Linked DNA regions of Homo sapiens: region 1 is linked to region 2. A link is a loop called in an ENCODE intact Hi-C map of the cell type or tissue named here. Cell type or tissue: dorsolateral prefrontal cortex. All regions are shown on one strand. Links, peaks and the distances in the headings refer to the core of each region. The heading gives the core; the rest is flanking DNA.

Region 1 (7,694 bases), core at 1,734-6,733, 120 kb after region 2:
ATAGTTCTATTGTACATTAGAATAACTGGGTTTTCTGATATAGTACTTCCCAGATGTTAGCAGCTGCAATGAAGATAACAAAATCAAGCACAATAAAGTATTTCTTGGGTCAAGTTGGAGAAACACAAGATTAATCAAAACTCTAAAATGATGCTTTCATTGCAGCATTTCTCAGAATCTTTACTATACCAAGGTGTATTGAGAATCTTTAAGGATGTTGGCAATATGTTCGCTGTGTTTTCTAATATTTGATCATCAAATCATTTTCTTAAGACGTTATTGTTAGGAATATATTTTGGAAAGTACTGGGTTGGAAGATCACTATGTTTTCTTGTCTTCATTTTTTAAATTAGGGAAAACAAAATTCATACAAATTCTAAGATGGCATATGAGTTTAGAATTTTCCACCACATATTCACCTTGTTTGATCAATTCTATTGGGGGCATTCTTGTATAGCTACCTTACAATGCAATTTCTAATGATAAGAGATTGTGGCTCCTGGCTTTTCTCTTTCTTCCTTCTAGCATTTTAAAAGTGTGGTTATCCCATATGTTAGGTCCAGAAAAATGTTGTGTTTTCCTCTGAGAATATCTGATCTTGATAATGGAGAACTAGACCAAAGTGGCATCTGGGATTTTTAAAAAAACTTTATTATACTTTAAGCTCTGGGGTACATGTGCAGAACATGCAGGTTTGTTACATAGGTATACACGTGCCATGGTGATTTGCTGCACTCATTAACCTGTCATCTATATTAGGTATTTCTCCTAATGCTATCCCTCCCCCTGTCTCCCACCCCTGGACAGGCCCTGGTGTGTGATGTTCCCCTCCCTGTGTCCATGTGTTCTCATTGTTCAACTTCCACTTATGAGTGAGAACATGCAGTGTTTGGTTTTCTGTTCTTGTGTTAGTTTGCCGAGAATGATGGTTTCCAACTTTACCCATGTCCCTGCAAAGGACATAAAATCATCTTTTTTTATGGGCATCTGAGATTTAAAGCATGAAGACAAAGAGAAGACACTCTAAATGAGTCAATTTCCACAAGAACTATCTTGGAACTTTGAAATACAATTTTAGAGACAGAATTTTAGAGACATCAATAAAATTGAGTCTGTAGTAAGTGATAATTATTATCATGTGTTCTATTCATCGTGTCCCAGGAAGTAGGGAAACAATAGAAAAAGAAAATCTCAGTTGAGAATTATGTTTTTGTTCTTTGTTGTTTTTGTTTTTCAACATTGATGCTACTGTCATTTTGGACCAGATAATTCTTTGTTGTGAAGGACTGTCCTGTGCACTGTAGTGTTTAGCCACATCCCTAGCCTGTACCCTCACCAGTATGGGGGCAAAACCACCCTGCATTGAGAATTATTGATCTAATCCTTTCCTATAATATTTTCTCCCTTTGGCACTCAAAGATGAGTATAGAAAATTCAAGGGCATTGTATTATGTATGTTCATGTGATTATACAATAAAACTACAAATAATTTCAGGAAGAATAACAATTGTGTAGTGGGTTTTTAAAATCATTTTTCTGAGTCTCAGTCTAGAAGTATGGGATCACTTTCTAATCTCCTATTAGCTGACCTAGCTGACTTACTTTTTTATCCTTGTGCCCTGACTGATTGTCATTTCTATTTAAAAGGATATTAGCAAAACTTTCACTTTTGCCTTAAAATGTTTAAGAAGAAAATTATTAAAACCGTGATTTAGAATTTCTCCTGGTTGGTATAATCTTTCAGGTATCAACAAACACTATTTTTTTAAATAAAACAAGTAGTTGCCAAATACGTTGTTTAAAACTATAAGCTAAATTGAAGGGGATGGCATACAATCCCCCATCTATTTATATTTTGACATTCTGTTGGGCTATACATTTTACACTTATCTCTCTCTCTCTGTCTCTTTCTCTCTCTCTCTCTCAATAGTTTCTTTTTATTTAAAAAATATTTGAGACTGTTACAAAACTAGGAATGAGGCAGTTTCTGATAGGTTAGAAAACATTGTCTGAAAATAAGCTGCTTGTTTACTGGTGCAATCAAGAGTAAAAATGTGAATTACAAGATTGTTATTTTAATTTTTTTTCCATTTTTAGTCTCCAGGACTGAATATTCACTTCTAGAAAGGAACATGGTAAAAATTTAAAATTTGTATCAACTTCTACTAGATTTGAGTAACTCCTTAAAGGGGAAAATAAATAAATAAATAAAAAGATAAAGCTTGTTTATTCTGATAACCAATTAGATTGTCAAAGCATAATCCATGATGTACTTGGAATAATTTAACATTCTGACATAATATCTTCTCTACAAGAAATGTCCAAATACATGTTTTCTAATTTAAAATACTCTAATTACAGAATAGGTAGAAGTGTGAGCCCTAAAGAAATCTATATCTTAGTTTAATAGCCAGAATATTATTTTCTTTTTGTTTTCCAAAGTTTTTTTTTGTGTACAGAGTTTAATATGAAATACATTCACCACCCAGTGTTCTTAGTGCTTATAATAGTATTGAATAATAAAAAGCTTAAAGTCCATTTTAAAATTTTACATATGATTACATTTAAGTTAATCTTCTTTATTTGTTTTCGTTTTATAAAAAGGTACTCTGCTACTTCTGTCAGATTACATTAGAGGATTTAGGTGACATTCTTGTACCAGGGAAACTACAAACACTTCTACAGGCTATGTATTTATATAGCCACAATAGGCATAATCCTATTTTTATGAAGAACAAACATAATTGACTTAAAATAAAAATACCTTCCTGAAATCACCTATTCTATTCCATTTTGTCCAATTTTTAAAAAATATCCTAAAAGCTTGATTCAAAAATTTAAATCAGATAAATAAGCACAATCCCTTGCCAAAGGTCAAAAAGATTGCCGTAAAAATCCAAACAGAATATCAATTGGGACCTGACAAAGCAAAAGAAGTAGACGATTCAAATGAATTTCTTTTTGAATACACATTTGCTCATCTTTGCTCAAGGGTCAAAAACTGAGAATTATTCTGGAATAGAAATGGTGACTATATGACCTGTTGTTTAAAGTGTGTTTCTAAACTGGCTTATAATTACCAAATTAATCTTGGAATATATTAAAAACCTATTTGCACAAACTATGTACAAGTGAAAAAGGGAGCAGAGCACTTTACCTGTATTGATACAAAGGACTGCATAACAAGTATTTGTTTTTGTAGCTATTGTGGCTTTGGGAACAAATAAATAAAAACAGCGGGAAACACAAATATGGAGTCAGTGCAACTGGAGGTTGTCAGGGAGCAGTATGGTGGCTTTAGGAGCTGAATTCTGCTTGAAATAAGCTTTGTCTCAGTATGCGTAAGAGGCTTTGGCGCTCTATCAGACCTCTAGGGCAACCGCTCAGCAGGACAGGGATTAACCGGTGGTTTACTATAGTCTGTGCTTCCCAATTCATAGTAAACTTGCCTCCTTGTCATACTCTTACATTAACTCACTAGGTACTAACTTTTCCATCTATCTATCTATATATTTTTTTTCTAGGAATTTAGACCTTTTGGCAAAAATAGAGTAGCAGATGTTAATTCAGAATCTAAAAAGTAAGTTAATAAACATAATTGAGAAGACACCAAACGTTTGACATCTATAGATAGCAAAAAAGAATAACGATGGGTAATTTTGCAAGCCGAGTTATTCCCATTTTCTGAAATTGATGTTTCCTTTTTATCGGTGGCCCTACCGAAAATGTCCTAAGCACAAATTGCTGTATTTTAATATAACTGCTATTCACTCAAAGTTCCAAATATATTTCTATTCTAACAATGCGATGCTTTTTCTTTTCTTTTCTTTTCTTTTCTTTCTTGAGGCTTGACAGGGTTAATTCCATTTAGCTGTGGGAAGACTATGCTGTGGTGGAAACCCCATGGTTATTCCAAGCGCATGACCATCAAAGAGCCAGATTAGCTGAACGAGGAGCGAAAGGAAACTGTGCACTTCCTGTCTCTTAATAAAGCTAAGATTACAGAAGTATTTAATAACCATTGTGGGTTTTAATAGGAAATTGTAAGAACACTTTTGGTAATTCACTCAATCTATAGTTACCCTTGAAGACTGTTTTTGTTTAAGCTAGTTTAAATATCTAAAAAGTGTTGTAAAATCAGGATCGTATTACGCATAGGACTGCTAAGTAATCAACTATAAAGACATTAGAAGTTCTTTTTGGATATCTCATTTGCATGGAGAAGAGTGAGTTGCACCACGGCTAACGAAAACAACAGCAATTGTTTTATAAGCATTGTGAAGGCAATAAAATGTGGATTCCTTATGTAGGTCCAAATGTAGCAGCTGGATTTGGCTTTATGAACCATGAAAAATAGTTCCCATCTGGAAGTTGATGTTGAGTAAAGATGCAACAGTAAGACAGCATTTTACATGAAACATTTTATACATGTCTAGCCCAATCATTGGTACTTTCTGGTTCTAAAAGGAAAATAATAATTGAGGGTCAGTGTGTTTAATATTAAATACCCAAAGTGTTCTTAATCCTAGTGTGGGTACTTATTTTGTGCATTGAAAACCAGCTAGGCAACACAAAATTATTTTTAAATTTTATTAATAAATAATTAGCACTGAGTAGTAATTATACAATTACAGACATAGTTACTCATAGTTACTTATTCTCAAGTTAAACATTCCATTGGTAATGGTGATAAATTATTTACTGAAAGACATATGCTAACATGTGCAATACACTTTGTCATTATGCAGCATATTACAAAATATTAATTTTTTCTTTGTATTCTTTATCACGCCTCCCATATAACAAATATTTCACATGTAATGAATGAAGTTACATATGAACTAGTCCTTCTGAGGTTATTTTACTATCACCCTGCTTACAGGGAGGCATATACTCAAATACGAAATAAACATATATCTGTAAATCTAATTTTAGAAGATTTAGATAACGCTTTTCAACATATTTCAATCTCTCCCTGAATGTATTATGTAAATTGGTGAAAATTATTGTGTAGTGCCAACTTTTTTAGTATATGTTTTGCATTTAGCAAGAGAAGACATAATTTGCCCCCCTTTTGCAATTCTGGCCATATTAAAATTGAGAGGTTGAGCAGGTAATAAGAAGGTTGACAGTATTTATAGGCTGTAATGGACATTGCATCACTTGATAAAGGTTGATCCAAGTTTTAAAGATTTAAACTCAAAAAAGCTATTGTTTAGGTTTATGCACATTGGTGTGTTATTTAAAACAGACAAAGATTTTAAGTTACTGGTCTTAGTTCTTTTCTTTTTTAAAAAACTTTAATTTTGAGTTACTAAATAATTACAGATAAAACAAAGCCAGCTTTAGTATATCTGCAAATAAAAAAATTCTTTGTAGTATATTTTGAGGTACAGTGAAAATGAAATAAAGTAAGAAAGGATAGAGGCAAAATAAAAAGTATAAATCTATTAAAATTTATTATAATGACACCATTTATTAGATAATTTTTTTCTAAACTTTCGTTTTTTTCTTAAACACTTATTTCTAAATTTATCTGTCAGCAAGGAAGCTCAGATATTGAATTGTTATTATGTTTTAAAGTAATTTTTCTTCATGTGAAAATTCCACATTATGATTACCTTATTCAAATATTTCATGTTTTCGCACTTGTTGTCTATCAGAATGAGTTGAGGGTGGAGAAGATAAAAAGTACCTCTATTTATCTATTAATTTAATTAATTTATTTATTTTGAGACGGAGTCTCGCTCTGTCACCAGGTTGGAGTGCAGTGGTGAGATCTCAGTTCACTACAACCTTCACCTCCCTGGTTGAAGTAATTCTCCTGCCTCAGCCTCCCGAGTAGCTGGGAGTACAGGCGCCTGCCACTGCACCCTGCTAATTTTTGTATTTTTAGTAGAGACGGGGTTTCACCATGTTTGCCAGGCTGGTCTCGATTTCTTGACCTCTTGATCCGTCCGCCTCCGCCTTCCAAAGTGCTGGGATTACAGGCGTAAGCCACCGCGCCCGGCCGATGAAAAGTCTTTAGTATAGTGCGTAGTCTATAAAGGCTCAATAAGTAGTAGCAATTAAGACCGAATAATGAAGAATCTTTCTTTTGTAGTATAATTTTGTTTAGGATGTTTATTGTTAATTATTATAAGAACAACAATGTTCAGAAAGTTAAAGAAATTTTAAAAAACCCAAACTAGATTAATAATTGGGATGTGTAATGTGTATTATGAATTCTATCTATGTAAGGATAAAAAAACAAACTACCAGAGACTTTATACTATGTTTTATTTTGATAACTATTCAAAACACTGATTTGTTAGGTTGATTTTCAGCTTTTTGCTAAACAGAAAGCTTTACAGCTTAAAATTTGTAGAATACAAAATTGGATATCAGACTCCTTAAAATTGTATGATTAAAATATGAGGGATGAATGAATATCAGTAGAAAAATATTCTTGGTTTTCAAATATAATTACGAATAAATTCTTTTTAAAAATGGAAAGAGAAAAATTCCTTCCCCATTTGTTTTCTTGTTTTTTAAAATTTTACTTTCCAGAATTTTATTACCTAAGCCTCTGCAGAGGTGGGCCAAATGTTTCATACTCAGTCTTTTCTCTCTAAACCAACCTTGAAGATGCAGCTAATATTGTACTATTCCATAAATAATACCATTTACTAATTCTTCCCCTACAAATCCTCTCATCTTTGGACTTGGAGAACTGGGATTACCTTAGAAATTCACTGAGTAATCATTCATATATGTATATATATACATACATACATACATATATGTGACATATGTGTAGTTTTATATTTGTATTTATGGTCTTCTACTCCTTAGATAATCCATACAAGTATAATTGGCATCTCTAAGTACATTATACCTTTCTTAAAACCAAGCACTATATTTTAACAATTCGATAGCTCATAACTCATAACTTTGTACATGATGGGCAGACAACAAATATCTGTTGATTCTATATCCTTTTGTTTTGTTTTGTTTTGTTTTTTTGAGACAGAGTTTCGCTGTTGTTGCCCAGGCTGGAGTGCAATGGCAAGATCTCGTCTCACTGCAGCCTCCGCCTCCCGGGTTCAAGCGATTCTCCTGCCTCAGCCTCCCGAGTAGCTGGGATTATAGGCATGTGCCACCACGCCCGGCTAATTTTGTATTTTTAGTAGAGACGGGATTTCTCCATGTTGGTCAGACTGGTCTCAAACTCCCGGCCTCAGGTGATCCGCCCATCTCGCCTCCCAAAGTGCTGGGATTACAGGTGTGAGCCACCGCGCCTGGCTCTATATCCTTGATGAAACATTGCATCAGTGATTTTTCCTCTTGATGGACATTTGGCAATGTTTGGAAACATTTTTGGTTTACACAATACTGGATGGAGTGGGGGCATTGAGGGTGGTGTTACTGGCATCGGGGGAAGAGGCCAGGGTTGCTACTAAACATTCTACAATGCACAGGACACTTGTTTCCTTGCTGTACTCTTATGCGACCTCACTAGTGTTTTAATTTTGAATCTTTACAATGGATAGTGCACCTTCAATGATTAGGAGAGACACAAGATGGAAATTTAGATTTCGTTACTTACAGGTCCTGGGCGGCACACAGCACACTTGGAAGACACACACACACACACACACACACACACACACACACACACACACACGAGAGAGAGAGAGAGAGAGAAAGAGAGA
Region 2 (7,694 bases), core at 1,410-6,409:
TTTTGTTTTATTTCATTATTTTAGATTGAGATAGAAAGCAAAATGGGGAGCTTAGAAACAGAAGACAAAGAAAAAAGTCCTACTTCAGGAAGGGGGACTTTTTAAACATTGGCAGAAGCAGCAAGTTCCGCAAATGCCCTCTGCACCTTAGTGGTGGGGTTGGTGTTTCACTATGGGAAGGAGTTGTTTGTTGCCGACTGCCCGCGCTGGGTCAGGCAGCCTCTGGGCCCTATTGTATTAGGTGTAGGCAGGAATTTCAGTCCCCCTTTCTCAAGGACGGATTCACTAAAGGTGTATTTGGAAGACTGCATTTTTTATTTGGAGTCATGAAAATAGTTCCACTCCAGTTAGGATGTTATTTCATCTGATGAAAGTTGTGGGGGCTGCGGGCAGGAGTGCTAATTGTCTAATTGCGTCTGAAGAGGATAGAGCAGAAGAAAATTCATCAGTGGCAGGGCCAGGAATTGTTTGCTGGGCTCAGATTTTAAAATTGAGGTCTTTTGTGGGGCCCTCCCCAGAGAGAAAACCTACCTCCCTCCCCAATACACACACACTGATTTTCAAATTCTTAGGGAACTGAGATGAGTCTGCCAAAGCTTTATTATTTTATTTTCCTTTACTTCTTCAAGTCTTAGCTAGGATTTTGGGGCAGCCGCATTCTCCCTGCAGATGGGGGGAGGGGGGAAAAAGGACCTGATTTTTTTCCCTTTGGCCGCAATTGCAAAGGCCTTTCTCGCCCCCTCCTTCAACATCTGGTTCTTTTTTTCTGGGGACTTCATACGCAGCATATCAAATACACATTCAATCTAGACCCACTGGGTGTTTGCCTTTACAATATTTATTATTGTGGATCATTTCTCTAGTTCCTCCTACACCTTTTTAAAAATAAGACGAACATTGTGCAATTACTAACAAAGACCATCACCGAATTGACGCAATTCACCCAGACACGGCCGCCTAGGTCAGGTCTCTCCACTTTAGAGGCTTCGACTCAGTGACGTCATCAGCTCGCTCTACACCCGGAGCCCAAGCACCTACAAGACTACACAGGCAACGCCTCTACAGGGGTTGGGGTGGGAAAAAGGCCCGGGGAGGCCTCACAGCATTGAATCCTGAAGCCTCTCTGGTGTTCCTTTGTCTGTATTTCTTGTTGTTTTGAATTCACTCCCTACTCCAAGTATACAATGTATATTGAGTCTGTGGACGACAGGCAGATGTTTATCTGTGTGCCCAGGCCACTCCATAGGGGTGGAAGCGTCTAACCACCACCCACCCACCCCCTGCTGAAAAGACGATGAATCTCCCTTACCTCCTTTATAGAGGAGGTTGGAAAAATTAGGACTTGTGTGTTTTTTGTTTCAAAGGATACCTAGGGAAGGGGAAACCATAGGAAGGCAAAGAGGAAAGAAACTGGAGTCAAGAAAACGGCTCTGGAATTCCCTTTGCCCCCTTCCCTTGATCTGAACTTCTGAGGTTGGAATTAATGTGGGGGAGGGGAGGGTTAGAGTGGGGGTGGGAGCGGCCCAGTCCTCGAGAAAAATATTTCCCATTCTGCGAAGCATGCGGGAAATCTGTGGCTTTACTTTTGTCATCTGCAGTTGACAGGATTGCACATAAATTCTCCAACTTTTTTTTCCATCTCCCTGTCTCTTTTCGCCCCTAACCCTGGTTTTATGATACCCAGTCATGAAGGCGCGTGTGGGGGTGATGGTGCTGATTGTGACTACAGAATAAATAGGGGGACCATATTTATCTTCTAAAATAATGGACATTATATTAGCGTATTCAGTGAGCTCCAGCAACTATTACAGGTGGCCGGCCGGCCTTCCTTCCTTCCGCCCTCGCCCTCTTCATGCCTCAGAAACGTGGCCTACTCTGCATTCGGTGTGTGCGGAAGCAGCAATCACAGAGGCAGCCCTAATACCGGAGGCGGCGGCGGCAGCAGCAGGGCCAGGTGGTAGCTCGGGGCTGAGGATCGCGGCGGGGGCAGCCGCTATGGGGCCCAAGCCCTGACACACGTACCATTCGCTCAAGTCGGCGGTACGCGCCGCCACCGCCGCCGAGGAGGCCACCTGGGACTTGTGGCCGCAGTCCGACGAGGGCGACACGAGGGCAGACGGTGTAGCCGAATCGTAGCCAGAGCTGGGCGGCGGCGAGCGCCCGTGCACCTTCATGTGCTTACGCAGCGAGCTGGGGTGCGTGTAGCACTTGTCGCAGCCCCGCACCTTGCACGTGTATGGCTTGTCGCTAGTGTGCACGTGCGAATGCTTCTTACGGTCGCTGCTGTTGGCGAAGCGCCGCTCGCAGCCCTCGAACTCGCATCTGAAGGGCTTCTCGCCTGGCGGAGGCAACGCAGAGACATTAGTGCTTGTGGGTCGTGTTCCCGTCAGGTGCTTGCCACCCTCCCCCATTCGTCTCTCATTTTCTGGAAAAGAACTACAAAATATTTTCAGAAATCCCTTTCCACGGCGCCTCAGGTCGAGCACCCCTTTCCCTCGTGCAGAGAGCGCCCCCGGTGCCCTCTCTTGAACGCCTCCATCCCTCCCGCCTTCCTCCTCTGGGCTCATGGGGAGGGTATGGAGGAGGAGCGACAGTGACTCCATCTTAGTCGAGTTTCCATCCTCGAAAATCCTGATCCACTCGGGTTGTTTCCTCCAAATTTTCTCCACTTGGAACCAGAAGCACCTCTGCTCGGAAATACATTAACGGAGGAGCTCACAATATAGTTAACGGGGAAGCTCACATCTGCTCGATTTAAAGTTGCTGTTTCAGACTAACTTCTCTGCCGCTACCCCGCCCAGCCGTTCATCCCCCCCACCCACCCCCATCCTGGCCCAAATTGTTTCCTAAAGTAGGTTTTGCGCAAACGCCAAAGCGATGAAATAATTTAAGGATGCGCAGCCGATGCACATTGTGTGTGCATAAAGTGGATTCGTGCTGCAGGGAGAGGTATTCTGAGCAATGATTCACTTCAGAAGAGATTTTTACAGGAATGGAGCCCCCTCCCTCTTTCCTTCTACCCCCTGAGGGCAAACATTTAGCAGCATTCTTCAAATCTTGCCTAAACCTTCCGGGATCCCTCCAGATACGCTCGCCAGTAATAATATTTCATTACGCTGCTCCAGAGGCTTCCTGGAGACCGTGCTGTGGGCAGCTGGCCCTCCCAGTCCGCACTGACTTGCGATGTCGACCGGTCTGCCCAGACCACCCCCACCTGGCTGTCGGGCCTCTCGGTCCTAAGACGAGGGGTTGGCGCGGTAGGGTCCGCACAGGCCAAATGGGATCCGAGGTGTCTACCGCAACCACGCCCTTGAGCGCTGCGGCTTCGGGAAGAAAACAGCTGCTGCTGTCAGGCCAGGCCTGGCTCCGCAGCCCGGAGGGCCACCAGGCGGCTGGCATAGGCCGGGGAGGGGCTGGGATCGGTGGCTGCGATGCCCTGTAGAGCCGAGGGAAGGCGCGAGTGCACGTTAGAGTGACAATATTGGCCGGACCGAGCCCCAATCGGGGAGCTCACGGCCAGCTGAATTCGCTGACGTGTAGGAGAGGAAAGGACCCCGAGAACCCGGAAGCCTAGATTCCTGCCGGAGCTGCAAGTGCTGCGGAAATGGGGGAAGAAGGTTTCTGGGCGCTTTAAACAAATGGCTGCCTCCCAGCGCTCTGAGTTAAGGGACCGGCTACCTAGCGTCTAGCTGAGGAGGAAGACGCGCAGCTGGAGAACTGTTGCCTTTGTAGTTGCTTCTCCCGCCGCATCCAGGAAAAACAGGCGCTTTGGGGCTGGTTAGAACAAACAAAGCCCCAATTCCCGAGCCCTGTTGAGGCTCGGACAGAGAGGTTTGCGCACAACCTGCGCTTCTGCGCAATCAGCGGCTCCTGAGCCCGGGTCTCCGGCACCACCTGGTCGCTGGATTCCCACCCTACAGGAGCACAGCTAGTACACTGAACAGTCTGGAAGGTGTTGGCACCTGCCATTTCGCGGGACACTGGCACCATTTTATAAAACAGTGATAGAAAGATGCGGAATAAATCAGTGTTCCTATTTGCCCCCATTTTTATCTCCTCTGATTCCTGCCAGCATTTGCAAACCCAAAACTTTCTTCCTTCTTCTCTTTCAAAAAAAAAAAAAAAATTACAAAAAACATACAATTCAGGGCCTGCAAAAGAACCAAGGTTATTTTGAGAAAACAGAGGTGAAATGGAATTAGAATTTGGTGCCCCTCCCCAACAACCCCCACCCCCAACAAAAATCCCGCCAAACGCTTATCCGATCTCGTGAGCGCCTCACTGGACATTCACGTAAAACAAAAACAATTATTTCGCTCCAGACGAGGAGCAGAGGAGAAAACAGCAGTGCACTGAGTGATACCGGCAGCCGGGAAGTTCGCAGGCCCCTAGGAGGCCAGGTGAGGCCGCGCCCCAGCTTGCTCCGGAGCTGCAGGAGGCGCCCTGGTCTCTGCGCTTGACATCACCCCCGCCCCCCGCCAACACCCGGCCTCCAGTCCTTCCCCCTCCCTCCAGCTCCCTGCACTGCGCCCTGGGTGGGTGGGTGAATGTGAAGAGGCGGCGTTGGGCTAGGCCCCTGCAGCCCGCTCGGAGCGTCCTAGGCCCGGGGCTGCGCTGTGAAAGACCCAGATTCTCATCCCAGAGGCCCAGCAGTCCTGAAAGGCCTCCTCTCCGACCCTGAGCCGGGTCCGCCGAACAAAGTTCGGAAGCTCGGGCTAGCTGGGCCAGCGCCATTTTCTCGCACTTGTGGCTGGATCTGGTTGTCCCGGCGACTGCGCCCCGGCGCGGTCTCTTTTCCTCTACCTCGGATCCCCAGCACTGACTCGCCCTCAGACGCCGGGGAAGGTGTGGTGAGCTCCCGGCCCCGGCCGAGGGGTCCCTGGAGAGGAGCTGGGTGGCGGTGGCCAGGCCGAGCGCGGTTGCTGGCCCGCGCCTCCCTCCCCGAGGCACCATTGTTCCGGGATCGCTGTGACCGCCACAAAGTGAATCCTTTCGGTGCGGACAGTCGCCTTCAAAGCCAGGCCCCGGATTCAGGTCAGGGAGAATCTCAGCTCCTGAGAAATTTGCTCCTGTTTGCCGCTTCTGCTACTCGAGGAAATGAAACGCCATTAATATTTGAAAAGGCAATTATTTTCCTGTTGAATCGAGAACTGTCTTCATGAATAATTTGTAGTGAGGTCTATTGCCATTTGAGAAATATTTTTTTTCCCTCTCTCTCTCTCTCTCTCTCTCTCACTCTCTCTCTCTTCTTTTTATGACTAGGAGGGGGATTTGAGGGAAATGCCCGAGCAGGCCAGACTCTGTAGTTCGTTGTTGGTCGTGTTTGTTTGTTTGTTTGTTTTTGTTTGTTGTTTCCCCCACCCCCCACCGCTAATGAATCAGGACCGCGAACCGAAAGAACGCACAAAATTCTGTCCTGAAAACACGAAAACCTGAGCCAGCCGTGGCGCACTGAACTTGCTTCTCTGCTGTAGGTCGACTGTGCTAAGAATTTAACCATTTTCTGCTTCACAGAATTCAAACAGTGGGCCGGCAAAGAGCTGTAAAAGTTTGTTTGTTTAAAAAAAAAAAAAAAAAAACCCTGTCATTAAAGATGAGTTCCTTCTCCAGCTCAGGACTGCGAGTCTACCTTCCGGGTGTCCGCCGCCAGCTCCCGGAGTAGCAGGCCTGGGGCCAGGATTCCAGTGTGACCTACCGCCCCTTCCCGAAGCTAAAACCTCTGGTGAGGGGGTGAGATCCATGCGACATTGTGGGAAACCCTGAAAAGAACTCAGGGAAACCGTACACTTCCAGACAAGCTTTAGAAATAAAGTGCCAGGCTCCAAGTGGACTTTGGTCTGGTCTCCGCATGTGCCAGTGTCCGGGCCATGGACCTTCCCCGGGAAGGGAGAGTTTGGGGAGAAGATAGGCGTTAGAACAACTAGCCTTAGGAAGTTCTTTGACTCCAACAATTGTCGATGTTCCAGCAAGAATAGGGGCGAGTAAGGCAAGGCACCGGGCAGTAGGAGAAGTGGGGCACCAAGCTGGAATTCATTTTATTTTCTCCTGTCCCCACCAGTCCCCTTCTCCCGCCCCCAAAATGGGGGAGGGGAGAAGATGTTGATTTCTTAAACTTCCAGGGAGGAGGAGCGAGAAAACCCTAACTAAGGAGAGTACAAACAATGGCTGCTAAACTAATTAATGTAACTTCACAGGCTGTTCTGGAAGTGTGAAAACTTTCTCCTTGCAGTTGTATTAATTAGAGATGCTCTGGCCAGAGGAGTTCAATTTTGCAGGCTCTTGAACGATACTCCTTTTTTTCTGTTAACTAGAAGTAGCAGATGTAGTTGACACATGTCCCCATTTCCCTTAGCAGCTTGGTAAATGATATTTAAGGTGGATAGGTCTGTGCTAAAGCGAAAGTGAGGGTCCACCAAACATCCCTAGTGTCCGGCCACCAAGGCTCAAAAATACGTACAAAGTTAGCCCATTCGACCCCCAACTCCTAAAGAAGGCTCCAGGGCCTGGTAACCTCTCAGTCCAGGTGGGCCAGGTTATCAGGACTACAGGTGGAAGAGTTCTGCTGCGCAATTCCAAAGGGACAAGGAAAAAAGTTAGACAGCTGTTCTTATGTCTTTACGACTTTGGGGAACAATGCTGTTTTAAAATATCTTAAAATCAAACTCTTAAGCAGAGAGCACATGTTTGCACACACAGGGTCTTAGGCACGTTCACCCTTGTCCCCCCCAGAACAGAAATCCCGCACTATCCTCCCTACACACAGCCTCCGGAAACTTCTGTGATTCTAAGAATAGAAGCGCATAATTAATATTTTATGGCCTTGGCTCATGGAAACAACCCCAAAATATTTCCCCCTCCCCTCAGTTGGGACTTGAGGAAATCCAGACCCGAGGGCCTGCTTCCCCAGAGGGTCCGCACGCGACAGACAGCGCCGAATACTGACCTGTGTGAGTTCGTTTGTGTATTTTGAGATTTTCTGATCTAGCAAAGACCTTCCCACACCCCGGGAAAGGACAAGGGAAGGGCTTCTCGCCCGTGTGCACGCGGATGTGATTTACAAGTTTGTATTTGGCTTTGAAGGGCTTTCCCTGGCGCGGACACTCCTCCCAGAAGCAAATGTGGTTGGCCTGTTCCGGGCCGCCGACGTGCTCCACGGTGACGTGCGTGACCAGCTCGTGCATGGTGCTGAAAGTTTTGGAGCAGAGGCTCGGGGTCGCGGTGCCGTCGGCCGCCAGCCACTTGCAGATGAGCTCCTGTTTGATGGGCTGGCGCATGTAGCGGAAGAAAGCGCCAGGACCGTGGGGCGCAGCGAGGTTCACCGTCAGGTTCATGCCCCCGTAGCCATGCAGGGCTGCGGCAGCTGCCAGGGCGTCGCTGCGGGCCGCAGGCCCTGGCGGGAAGGGCTCCGGCCGCGCGTACATGTCTCCAGGGAGCCCCAGACGCAGGAGTCCATTCAAAGGACGGCTGGGGGAGGCCTGGGGAGGCTCCTCGTGGAGGCCCGGGAACACCGAGGGGCTGGAGGCGGCGGTGAGCTGGGGGCCATGGTGTCCAGAGCTGCTACCTGTTGTCGAAACAAATAGCGCGCATGAGAACGGGTGGCGTGGGCTGCGCGCTCTTCCCTGGGCCCCGGGGGGCAGGCCCAGCCCTGCCGCACTACGGCCTCTGCAGTCAGCCGTGGAACTCAGAGCCAGACA

What was found. A loop is a pair of places that touch in the nucleus more often than their neighbours do. Peaks named below come from ENCODE experiments on the same cell type or tissue, not always from the same donor. Only the 100,000 strongest peaks of a DNase experiment are listed, where the experiment ranks them.
Region 1: it touches region 2 in a loop (2.3-fold over the local background); 1 of 110 quality-filtered maps calls a loop at or near these places.

The regions. Positions count from the first base shown.
Region 1 is chr3:147,510,628-147,518,321 of GRCh38, forward strand. No RefSeq gene overlaps it. Among named protein-coding and RNA genes, the nearest start is that of ZIC1, 110 kb to the left of the region's middle. In dorsolateral prefrontal cortex, for the core only: no CTCF peak of the experiment used is centred there; no DNase peak of the experiment used is centred there.
Region 2 is chr3:147,388,909-147,396,602 of GRCh38, forward strand. It overlaps ZIC4 (Zic family zinc finger 4), which reads right to left. Exons shown (of 5, transcript NM_032153.6): 3 at 6,944-7,561; 4 at 2,023-2,338. Among named protein-coding and RNA genes, the nearest start is that of ZIC4-AS1, 5.9 kb to the left of the region's middle. RefSeq lists enhancers at 1,569-2,085, 2,086-2,600, 4,470-4,971, 6,821-7,558. In dorsolateral prefrontal cortex, for the core only: CTCF peaks have their summits at 3,434 and 4,430; DNase peaks (open chromatin) are centred at 3,473 and 4,493; H3K4me3 peaks cover 4,876 bases; H3K27ac peaks cover 5,000 bases; H3K27me3 peaks cover 5,000 bases.